Linked DNA regions of Homo sapiens: regions 1 and 3 are each linked to region 2. Evidence: chromatin contacts called from ENCODE Hi-C or POLR2A ChIA-PET data. All regions are on one chromosome and are shown on one strand. Each heading gives the region's core, a stretch centred on a gene start or an enhancer-like site at or near the end of the contact. The rest is flanking DNA. Distances are from core to core; before and after follow the strand shown. Region 1 overlaps GRAP2 (GRB2 related adaptor protein 2). Region 2 overlaps ENTHD1 (ENTH domain containing 1). Region 3 overlaps FAM83F (family with sequence similarity 83 member F).

Region 1 (3,696 bases), core at 620-3,119, 160 kb after region 2:
CAATTACAAAATCTTCATGTACAAATGAAGTGATTAAATCATCCTATTCTACTCAGCCCAGCTCAGACCATATCTTGAATACTGGGTTCAAGTCTAGATAATGTATTTTGTATTTTGAGAAAAATATTGAATAACTGACAGGAGACCTGAGGAAAATGACCAGGAGATCAAGAGTTGGAACCTTGTCACATGAAGGGTGGTCAAGGACTCTGGGGTTATTTCAGCTTAGAAATGGGAATTTGGGATTTGTGATTCTCATTTTCTGTTTCTTTTGTTCGTTCATTCTTTCTTTCATTCTTTCTTTTTCTTTCTTGTTGTGGTTCTTAGCACAGAATTCAGATGAAAGAGCTTTTGATTCAACGTAAACAATTCACCAAGCTGTCAGCTCACTCCAATCCCAGCCGTCCCCGATGCCCATTGTCTATCATCTCAATGAATTAGGGAAAAAGACTGACTTTCTGGGCCACTTCCAACTTTGAGAATCTAGGATAGGGGCACTATTTAATCAAAACTGGCAAGTAAAAAGAAAGAGAACTATTTTAAACAAGACAAATACAAGAGGTGTTGAACCAAACTCAAATTAGAAAGAACAAAATTTCCCAAAAATAAGAATATTATAATTCATTTGATGAAAGGAATTTGCCATATTATCCCTTTTACTGGCATTTTTTTAGTACCTTTACTTGTAAAAATGTCAGGCCCTCCCACTTTTCTGGGATAGACTTATCGAATGAAGCAAGGGGAGCTTCTCTATGGATAGATGATCACTTTTGCAAGCTTTGAGATCAGTGAGCTGAAAAAATGACCAGCATTCCAACAACAAATGAGGGCTTGGGAGCGTAAGTAAAAGTGACAGCAAGATTAAAGTAATTGTGGTCATGCCGTCCTCTGCTGACACTTTTGTGTTTTGCCCAGATGAGAATTAAGGTAGCCCAGGGCACAGGCAGTGAGGAAAAGGAGAGGGGCGCTGAGCGTATTTGCAGCATTTGTGAACCATGTCACAGCCCTGGCGAAAACAGAGCAAGAAGATGGAGGCTTTCAAATCCATGATAAATAAGCCATGCTTTCAGAGCCCAAATCAGTAAAAACAAACATTAAGTGAACAGAAGGGAAGAGGGAAAAAAAGAGAACATGAGGCCACCATAAAATCCTGGTGATATATTCCAGGGGAAATCATGATGTGAATAGAAAATGAGAAGTAAAAGAAAATGAAGCCTGGAGATTTGTAAAATGTCTGTCTGTCTGTCTGTCTCTCTCGACTGTCATTCCCATCTACCCCTGCCACCCCCACCCCGCCCTCCACCCTTCTGATGGGGTTCATTAGATGATTTCTGATTCAGGGGTGGGGGGCGGTATTTTTAATGCTTCACTTATGTTTGGGTTTTGCCAGCAGGATCCGAGGTGTTTCTGTAGACAATTGTTATTGCTTTAGGAAACAATAAGAATAAAATGAGGAAACATCAAGTGATACATCAGTCTAGCAGCAGAGTGAGGCTCGAAGTAGCATTTCCAGCGAGGTTGGTGGTCTCTTTTTGCCTTATTTTTGTTGTTTTGGATTGATGTTTTCATGGTGTCATTTTAATAAGAAAAGTGTCAGAGAATTAAAAGTGGAAGTATGCGAGATACACTTTCTCTAACTGGATTCATGGTAAGTTATTAATGTTTCAAGGAGAAAGAAAAGAACTTGGAAAAAGCAGAATATATTGTGGGGAAAGTTGATGAAGGGAAAGGTAAGAGAACTGTGACAAATGAGACACAGACAGAAGGAGAGAGAGAGAAAGAGGAAGAGAGAGAGACAGGGTGGTGGGGGGGACCGGCAGAAGAAAAGGAAAAGAGCGACAGTTTGTAAGTCTATTAGCTGAGATTGTTTCCATTTCTGCAATTGCCTTAAAGCGCATGATTGCTTGGTCTGAGGTCTGCCAGGTCGATTGCAGTCTTTACCTCTTTGACCAAGAAGTAATGGGCTTGAATTTCCTGGGTATGTGAAAATTGCTCTTGAATGTTTTGGCTAAAGGACAGCCACCCAGGAAGGTTGAGAGGGCCTAAGCTAGTGAGCAGTCATCCTGACCAAGTAGGAGGGATTTGGTTATGTTGCTCGTAGCAGGAGAGGCAGAGCAGCAAAGTGAAGAGAACACACAGCCTTAGGTGCCAACAGACATGTACTGAAATCTCTTGCCTCCATTTCCCACCTCTAAAATGCAAAGGATGATAGTAACAATAATAAATGTTGCAACGGGTGACCGATTATAAAGTTCTTGTCACCTGATAGACCATATCAATCCATGGTAACTTATTCTTAGCTGGTTCACGTTTCTAGGCATTGGCACAGTCTGGGTGGTGTGTGTCCCCTCAAAGGTAGCATCACAGTGACTGAGCTCTGCATAGATGGCAAAGTGTAGAAGCCTGGTCAGTTTTCTGTTTCTCCATCCACCATTTCTCCCCACTTCCCCTTGGTTAGTGCTGTCTTCTCTCTTTCCTCACTGAATTGTCTTGATTAGTGTCATACTTTCTGATAACACTGCAGCTAGGACTCCACAGGCAATAGGGAGAAGCTAGCGCCTGCCCAGGGAAAGTGAGGAAAAATAGGTGCTTGAGAGGCTGAAAAGTAGTATACGCTTGGTGGCCTTACACTTTGTAGAAACAGTTTTGGATTTGTCTCTACAAGAAAGGATTGTAGATAACCAGAATGCAAAAATGCTTTGAAGAAAGAGACATTGAGCATTGGAACCAAGTATTCTACGTCCTCTTCCCTGCAACACTGGGGACTAAGGATTATTATCTGCATTTCTGGTGAAGAAACTGAGGCACAGAGAAGATAAACTATGGTTCTCCGGCTACAAAGTAAGCAGCAGAGCCTAGAGTTTGAAGCCAGGTCTGACACCTAAGTCCCGTAGTAAACCTCCCACTGAGGTAGGCAAGCCTCGCCTTGCAGAGAGTGGCAAATTAGGGAAAAAAGAATCAAATGTGCTTGAGTTTAACAGAACATATACATTATACTTAAAGAGAAAGATACTTTTCTTACAAAAAGTTTGAGGACAAATGAGACTTCATGTGATGCGTCTTGCACTAAAAAAAAAAAGTTAGATTATATAAGCCAGACTGGCGTTGATTAAAGAAGAGCAAGGTAATAAATACGCATAAGAAGAAGGAAGTGGCTGGCTCTACCTTGGGCATCACCCAAGTTACAGGCAGGGGAGGGGATAGGCCCTGCATGGGGACAGTCTCCTGACTTGTCTTCTTCCTTCTCTACTTCCCTCCCTTCACTACCCCTCCCTCCAAAACCCAAAAAACCTTAAGCAGGAAAAAAGGGAGCTAATTAAAAAAGAGAAAAACATCCTTGAGACCAATGAAGTCTCCATAATCCACAGTGACAGACAGGGACCTGCAGAACAGCAATTTGATTAAATAAGGATATAAGGGATTTAAAAGGACTCTCCAGTTGTGTAAAGTGTGTCCATACGTCTGAAAAATACCGTATTTATTTGGCTCCCAAACCTGAAAACCTTCTGACGGGGGAGATTGTTCCCATTTGGAAACTAGGAAGAAATCACAAGGCAAGGCCATGGGGTTCTGGCAGGGCTGGGGATCCCATGTTGGGTGGAAACCCCAAGAAGCCAGCCAAGGGTCTGCAGGAGGGGCCCTGGCAGAGAGAAGCATTAGAATGCAAGGGCAGGTAAAGCCACCCTCACAGAAGGT
Region 2 (3,841 bases), core at 961-3,460:
GTACTTCGGGTTGAAGACAAAGTACACCAGATGGAAAGTTGGATCTTTGGGAAGAAATAAAGAGTTCTAGAAATGGAAAATATATAGGAGAATGTAAAAGATTGTTTTTACTCTTAATTTTTTAAAAATAAAATATATGTAACTGTTTAGAAAATGTAACAATATGTGTGGAGTGTTATAACAAATGTAAATATAGTTTAAACGACTATAGCAGCAGTCCCCAAGCTTTTTGGCACCAGGGACTGGTTTTGTGGAAGACAATTTTTCCACAGAACAGGGTGTGGTGGGGATGGTTTGGGGATGAAACTGTTTTACCTCAGATCATGTGGCATTAGATTCTCATAAGGAGTGTGCAACCTAGATCCCTCGCATTGCAGTTCATAATAGGGTGCTCCTATGAGAATCTAATGCCGCTGCTGATCTGACAGGAGGCGAAGCTCAGGTGGCAATGCTAGCCCACTTGCTTCTCACCTCCTGCTGTGCGGCCCAGTTCCTAACAGGTCACAGACTGGTACCAGTCCGTGGCCCAGGGGTTGGGGACCCCTGGACTATAGCATAAATGATGAGATGGTAAATAGGCCTATATGGTTGCAATGGTGACACAATATTAACTCTAAATAGACCGTGAATACCTAAAGGTGTATAATTTAATCCCTTGGTATAACTACCAAGTCTAATAGGTAAAGTGGAATTCTAAAAATTATTGACTTAGCTCAAAAGAAGAAAGGTAGGTAGGAACAGAGGAACCAAACACCGACAAAACAAGGAGAAAGTAATAGAAAAATAGCAGTTGTAAAGCCAACCATTTCAATAACCACAGTAAATGCAATTAACAGGCACAAATTTTCAGACTGGATAAAAAAGATCTAATTATATGCTGTATACAAGAGACACCCTATAAAAACAAAATTGCAAATGGGTTGAAAGTAAATGCTTTATAAAGATATACCATGGAACGATAAGTATAAGAAAGCTGAGTGGCTATAATAATATCAGATAAAATACACTTTGAGACCATGGTATTAGTAGAGATAAAAAGGGATATTTCATAATGACAAAAGGGCCAATCATCTGGAAGACACAAACATAAATGTATATATGCCTAAGAACAGTGCTTTCAAATACATGAAGCAAAATCTGACGGAATTAAAGAACTAGCTAGGCGCAGTGGCTTATGCCTGTAATCCCAGCATTTTGGGAGGCCAAAGCAGGTGGATCTCTTGAGCCCAGGAATTTGAGAACAGCCTGGGCAACATAGTGAGACCTCATCTCAAAAAAAAAAAAAAAAAAAAAAAAAAAAAGAACCTCAAGAATTAAAGAACTGGCCAAATCCAACTAAGTCATATTTAGAGAGTTTAACATCCTTTGCTCAGTGATTGATAAAACAAGTAGACAAAATATCAGCGGGGATCTAGAAGACTTAACATCAACCACCTTGACCTAACAGACATTTATAAAGCTCCTATGGCAGAAAACACATTTTCTTTGCAAGCGTGCAGGTACACATGGTCTATTCACTGAGATGGTCCATGTGCTGGACCATAAACCAAGTCTCAATAAGCTTTAAAAGCCCAAAGCCTTCTATTAGGTTCTCTGGACACAATGGAATTGAATGTAGAAATAACAATGTACTTAGAAGAAACTCCTAAATATTTGGAAATTTAGAAAACATACTTCAAATACCCATGGGTCAAAAAAGAAATTTATACATTTTAAGCATGTACAGTTTATTGAATGGTAATTATACCTCAATAAAGCTGCTAACCTCATAGCTGGTGTATTTTTTGGTTTCCTGACCAGATTCTGACAGATATAATGCTTTAGGAAAATTATTGCTGTATCATTCATTGCAATTCTCTGGGGTTGGGAGATAATAGAAATAAGAAAACCAGGAGACCAATGAAATAATTCAGATTGTAAGGTTAATTTAATACCAAAACAAGTACTAAGCAACTACAAATTTAGGCATTGCTTTAGGTTTAGAGGTATAAAGATGTGTAAGAGATTCAAACAAATGATGTCTGAACCAAGCTAAAAGCATGAGAAAAAAGTCAAGAGAAGAAGGACACAAAAATTTCCAAGTAAAGGGAACAATTTCAGCAAAGAAATGAAGGCTGTACACAATGTGCTGTGTGGTAGTGGCAGGGCAGGTACAAAGCATTCAGCGTTACGAGTGCACAGTGCACACAGAGAGCAGAGGAGCTCAATCTAGAGACATAGACAGAACCAGGGCTGGCAGACGTCTTGACAGACAGGATTGATGAGAAAGAATGAAACTGAAATCTTAAGACCATTTCTTTGAAACTCATTCCTCTTCAGATGCCTCCAACGAACTTTGCTGGCTCTCCTCCTATCTGTCTAGGCAATCTTCTCAACATTCTTCCTGGCCCTGTTTCCTGTGAAATGTAAACAGTCTGTCCTTGACTTTCCTCTTCTGCCTTTACAATCTCCCAGGATGATGTCATCTATTATTATACTTACACTAGATCTAGATGGTCACCTGTGGGCAAGTAATTCACACATATTAATCCTGAACCCTGACCTCTGCTGATTTTTAGCCCTAAATATCTACCTATTTCTGTGTTCAGGGAGGTCTTATCATCCTCCAGCCTCCTCATCCTTGGGTGTTTGCTTTACCTCTGTTAATATGACCATCAGCTTCCCAGTCACTCAGGTTATTTTGGAACTATGGTTGTTACCACAACTTCTAAGAGGTCTCTCCAGCTTACCCCCTCAGTCCACTCTACACAGCCCAGCCAGAGTGACCTTTCTAAAATGAAAGTTAGATGTTATTTCTCCCCAATACTTCTTCAAATTATTTAACATGGTTTACAAGGCTCTGCATAAATTAGTCCCCATTTACCTCTCTTGCCTCATCTTGTGCTACTATTCTAAAGCTGTATGATCCAGCTATACTTCTTTCAGTCTTCAAATTCTATGCTCCCTCTCAGCACTAAGCCTTCACCCGTGCTGATATTTTTGTCTGAAATGTTCCTCGTCTCTTTATATCGAACTGATTTTCAGCTTCCAGATTCACGTCCCTTAAAAAAACATACATTTCCATGCCTCTGTGTTTTTGCTCATGCTGTTCCCTCAGCCTAGAATATCCTCTTCCTCACCCTTCTTCTCCATCAAAAATGGTTTCATTCTTCAAGGTCTCATTCAAACACAACCTCCTTAGTGAAATATTTTATCCTTCACGTTAAAATGAATCCATTTTCTCTGCTATTACATAGTACAATGTGAATACTCACATTTTTCATTGATTTCATTATTTCAAATATTATTCATTCATTTGACAAATACTAAGTACAAGGATGTCTTAGACACTTTTATAAGCTCTGGAAATACAGGGGTAAACAAATTTATTATTTATAACTTCTTATATGTTTATAGAACTGTCACCTATAGGGTACTGCAAACCCCTCAGGTCACAGATCCTATTCAACTTGTTTAACCCATAGGCAACTAGCAGAGTATACCTGTATTCACTTGATAAGTGTGTGTTCAATGAATCATAAGCTGGATGATTTGGTCATTAAAAGACTCAACTGTAGAGAAAGGAGAGGTCTTTATTTAGTCCCTTTGATCCCAGAGATCAAGTGACTTGCTCGGGATCACACAATGATTAAAGAGCAGAACTAGAACTAGAATCCCAGATTCCCAAATCCCAAATCAATGTTATTTACTAGGGGAATAAAAGAAGGAACAAAAAAAGTATGGGAGAATCAGCTGCACCAGGTTTTTCTTTACTAACAATTCTAACAGCTTGATGTGTACATGTTCATAACGTAAAGAGACTCGATTTCCCCTCGGGCTCACTCCATTTGTCCCTGGTGCT
Region 3 (3,832 bases), core at 539-3,038, 250 kb after region 2:
CCTGGGCACATGTGTCTTGCTTTTCTGTCCCCACGTTCCCAGGTTCACCTGGAGTTCCTCCCATGTGGACAGAAACCTCCTCCTGCTCCTGACAGGACAGAACGTAGAGCCCTTTGACACGGAGTTCCGGGAGCTGTACGCCATCTCCGAGGAGGTGGACTTGTACCGGCAGCTGAGCCTGGCGGGCAGGGTTGGCCTCCATTACTCCTCCACTGTGGCTCGAAAGCTTATCAACCCCAAGTACGCCTTGGTGTCAGGCTGCCGCCACCCGCCTGGGGAGATGATGCGCTGGGCTGCCCGGCAACAGCGGGAGGCGGGCGGCAACCCGGAGGGGCAGGAGGAGGGCGCCAGCGGTGGCGAGTCGGCCTGGCGCCTGGAGAGCTTCCTGAAAGACCTGGTTACGGTGGAGCAGGTGCTGCCCCCCGTGGAGCCCATCCCCTTGGGAGAGCTGAGCCAGAAGGATGGCAGGATGGTCTCTCACATGCACAGAGACCTGAAGCCCAAATCCCGAGAGGCACCCAGCCGAAACGGCATGGGAGAAGCGGCCCGGGGGGAGGCCGCCCCCGCCAGGCGCTTCAGCAGCAGGCTCTTCAGTCGCCGAGCCAAGAGGCCTGCGGCGCCCAATGGCATGGCCAGCTCTGTCTCCACCGAGACCTCTGAAGTGGAGTTTCTGACGGGGAAGAGGCCCAACGAGAATTCCAGTGCTGACATCTCAGGTGAGCCCTCTTCCCTCTGGCCTGGTGCCTCCCCAGGCCTCTGGCCCTCGCCCCGCATCGGCTCTTATCCAGGAGCACTGCCTCATACCTGCAGAGGAGTAGATTCCATCTGTGGGCACAGAGAGGGCAGGAGCTCTGGGGTTCCGGGGTCCTTGGTTCCCATTCTGGCCCCGGCCATTAGCTGCCTGGAGGCCTTGGGCAAGTCCTGCAGCTCTGAGTTTCATTTTCCTCTTCTCTGAAAAAAGAGAAGGATTCCAGGCTTGGCATGGAGGGGTCTCAGAGCTTCTAATGCTACTGCTAGAAGGCATTCAGATCAGCCCTCATGGTAACCCAACAAATCAAATAAGCTGAGAAACTTTCTCCTTTGTAAGTGAAGAAACGGGGGCTCTGCACAGTGGGGTGCATGGCTGCAGCTCGACCCTGGCTCTGAGTTGAGGGCTCTTTCTAGCAAACCTTTTCCCTTGCCAGATCACCTATTGTCAGGATCTCACCTGGTTAGACACACCCCACCCTCCCCTGTACCCTACTGGTGCCCTGACCCAGTTTCCTGTCTCTGTGACGGGCAGTCCGACTTGGTTTCTCCACGTCCCTCTGCTGAGTGCTGTCTGCCCAGCTGCTTGTCCCTGGGTGGGATTGTTCCATGGCAGCGTCTTTCTGGGCATCTCTCTGGGATCCCCAGGAGGCCCTGGACTTTATGTCTCTCTCTGCAGCAGTCTCTGGGGTGGCCTTTCAGGTGGCTGGTGGCGGTGCCTTTCTCATCTCTGCATCCCTGAGTCAGGGGACTTTCCATGGTGGGGTTTCTCCCTCCATCGCTGTGGAGCCCAGTGATGAGAACTGGGCTCTGGCTGGCCAGGTGGGCGATGGCAGGGCCTGAGGTCTTGTGTGCCCGGCCCAAGGGCTTCCAGGACTCCTGCATTCCTGCACACCAGCTTTAACCGGATTGTGATGGTGTGAGAGCAGGGAGCACAAGTGTCATCCCCTCTGCTAATTCCCCAGCACTGCTTTGGAGTCTGACACATTCTGTGCTCAGGAAATGTTGGCTAACTTTGCTTCTTGGAGTTGGAACAGGCCTGGGCGCCTCTGTGGCTGTGGGCACAGTGGGAGTGTCAGGGCGTTCCTTCTGTTTGGCCTGGAGACGTTGACTGAGCTGCTGGCTTGCCAGGTCCTGCACAGGCACTCTCTCTCCCCTTCTGCCCCCACAACCACCCTTCAAGCACAGAGGTGGCAGATGGCTCGGAGAGGTGAATGAAGTGGTCCCAGGTCACAGGAAGTGGTAGTAAGGCCAGGATTCAAGACCAGGCATGGGCACAGCCATGTTCTGTCAGGGGAGGGGTGGCTGGCCCCATCCCCATTCCTCCTGGGCTCCCTGGCTCCCCTAACACCAGCTGCTGCTGCTGCTGCTGCTCCTGCTCTGTACCTCTGGTTTGGAGGAAGGGTTGCCATGGTGAACACCTGGCAAGGGAGCGAGGGGAAGAGGGGAAGGAGGTGGAAGAGGGGAAGGAGGGGGCGAGCCGACAGCAGCAAGGACTATTTCCCGAGTCCTGACTGAAGTGGAGTGGAAGCTTTCTCTTCCTTCAGCCCCTCGCCCTGAGATGCAGTTTCCATGGAAACTCAAAGCCCATTGTCTTGTCCCTTCCCGCTGCCTTCTGCGTGTCCCTCCACATCCATGTCCCTGCTCCCACATCTCGGGTGGTCACGGCGGCCCTGCCCCTGCTGCCGCTCTCTGGTGTCTGCACATGGTGCCCAGGAGCCAGCCTTGCAGACACAGACGGTACCCTTGGGAAGCTCCTCTCCAGGGCACCTGATGCTGGGATAGAGAGAGAGAGGGAATAGTGAGGGCGAGGGCACGGACAGCCAGGAAGGTCCGGGGATGCCCGGAACCATCATCCCGTTCCTTGTCCGTCCTTTAGACGAACACAGAGCAGCCTCCTCCGGTAAGGCTTCTGCCCACCTGGGTGGGCGCCCAGTACCTGCAGTCCTGAAATTCACGCACCTTTCCTCTCCCTCCCAAGGCCTGAGGGAGAAGCAGCAGCTCCTCTCCTGTCTTTTGCTGGTTTTGTTTGTTTTTAAGACAATGTCTCGCTGGAGTGCAGTGGTGCGACCACAGCTCATTGCAACCTCAACCTCCTCGGTTCAAGCGATTCTCCCACCTCAGCCTCCTGAGTAGCTGGGCTCACAGGTGTGTGCCACCATGCCTGGCTAATTTTTTAAATTGTTTGTATAGACAGGGTCTCATCATGTTGCCCAGGCTGGTCTCCTGGCCTCAAGTGATCCTCCTACCTCTGGGCCTCCCAAAGCGCTGGGATTATAGGCACAAGCCACCGCGCCTGGCCAGGAGCTCCTCTCCTAAGAGGCCCTTTTTCACGGCCTCCAGCTTCCCACACCATGGCCAAGTGGGGCTGCTTCAGTGTCTCCCCTCAGGCAGCAGCAGCTAAGCAGCCAGGACTGCATGTGTGAGAAGGTGGGCCCCTGACAGCATGGGGCACCCACCGTGGGAATCAGTGAGAACCTGAGCTCCTGCCTTTGGGCCCCCATGCAGGGAAAGTGTCCCCTTCCCCTGGTAAATGTTCAGAACCTCCCAGAGCAGCTGCCACCTGGCTCTCAATTCGGGACACATTGCTCCCTGTACCCAGGACACATCCGTCCCCTCCCTGGGGCTGTGTTCTCATCTAGAAGGTGGGGGAGTGCACCATTGAGGGTTTCCGAGGTCCCCTGGAGTTCAGATTCTGCCTCTGTTCTTTCTGTCTCTGCTGCCCTCTTGTCAAGGGAGAACCTGAGTTGATGACAGTTTCTGTCATAAGAGAAAAAATAGAAAAAGCTCAGAGCTGACAGCCTGTAAAATTGCTTGATAAGGAGTATATAGTTGTCAAACAGCATGCAAATTTTTGCAAACCCAGGTGTGGCCCTTGGGAGAACCTTAGGGAAGTTGCTTCCTCCTTTCCGGCTGGGGATCCAGCTGGGGGCCAGGGGTGCCCAGCGGTTTCAAGGCTCACGGCGCACTCTAGTGGCAGAAGCTAGGCGCCTCTTCTACGTCTTCCCTCCGCCCTCGCCTCCTGCTGGGAGTGTTCATCCCTTATTCTGGAGCTTCTGTGCCCTCCGCACAGGCTCCCTGGGTC

Evidence for each region. A loop is a pair of places that touch in the nucleus more often than their neighbours do. ChIA-PET counts read pairs that join two places held with the same protein, here RNA polymerase II (POLR2A). Pooled maps may share reads with other maps.
Region 1: a map of naive thymus-derived CD4-positive, alpha-beta T cell shows a loop between it and region 2 (2.6-fold over the local background). The contact joins two enhancer-like sites. A Hi-C loop is called at or near these places in 1 of 168 maps with a recorded cell type or tissue (naive thymus-derived CD4-positive, alpha-beta T cell) and 4 of 50 pooled maps. POLR2A ChIA-PET finds 5 or more read pairs at or near these places in 5 of 52 experiments (AG04450, CD8-positive, alpha-beta T cell, activated CD8-positive, alpha-beta T cell and 2 more).
Region 3: a pooled map shows a loop between it and region 2 (4-fold over the local background). The contact joins two enhancer-like sites. A Hi-C loop is called at or near these places in 6 of 50 pooled maps. POLR2A ChIA-PET finds 5 or more read pairs at or near these places in 2 of 52 experiments (Caco-2 and activated T-cell).

The regions. Positions count from the first base shown.
Region 1 is chr22:39,934,914-39,938,609 of GRCh38, forward strand. All of the region lies in intron 1 of GRAP2 (GRB2 related adaptor protein 2), which reads left to right. Among named protein-coding and RNA genes, the nearest start is that of TMA7B, 24 kb to the right of the region's middle. Within about 2 kb of position 1,870, at least 5 of the 41 ENCODE cell types and tissues checked have a DNase peak (open chromatin) inside an H3K27ac peak, as active enhancers do.
Region 2 is chr22:39,771,846-39,775,686 of GRCh38, forward strand. The region is part of intron 5 of ENTHD1 (ENTH domain containing 1); the gene reads right to left. Among named protein-coding and RNA genes, the nearest start is that of ENTHD1, 120 kb to the right of the region's middle. Within about 2 kb of position 2,211, at least 3 of the 41 ENCODE cell types and tissues checked have a DNase peak (open chromatin) inside an H3K27ac peak, as active enhancers do.
Region 3 is chr22:40,021,248-40,025,079 of GRCh38, forward strand. It overlaps FAM83F (family with sequence similarity 83 member F), which reads left to right. Exons shown (of 5, transcript NM_138435.4): 4 at 43-716. Among named protein-coding and RNA genes, the nearest start is that of TNRC6B-DT, 21 kb to the right of the region's middle. RefSeq lists enhancers at 1,433-1,933, 1,934-2,434. Within about 2 kb of position 1,789, at least 2 of the 41 ENCODE cell types and tissues checked have a DNase peak (open chromatin) inside an H3K27ac peak, as active enhancers do.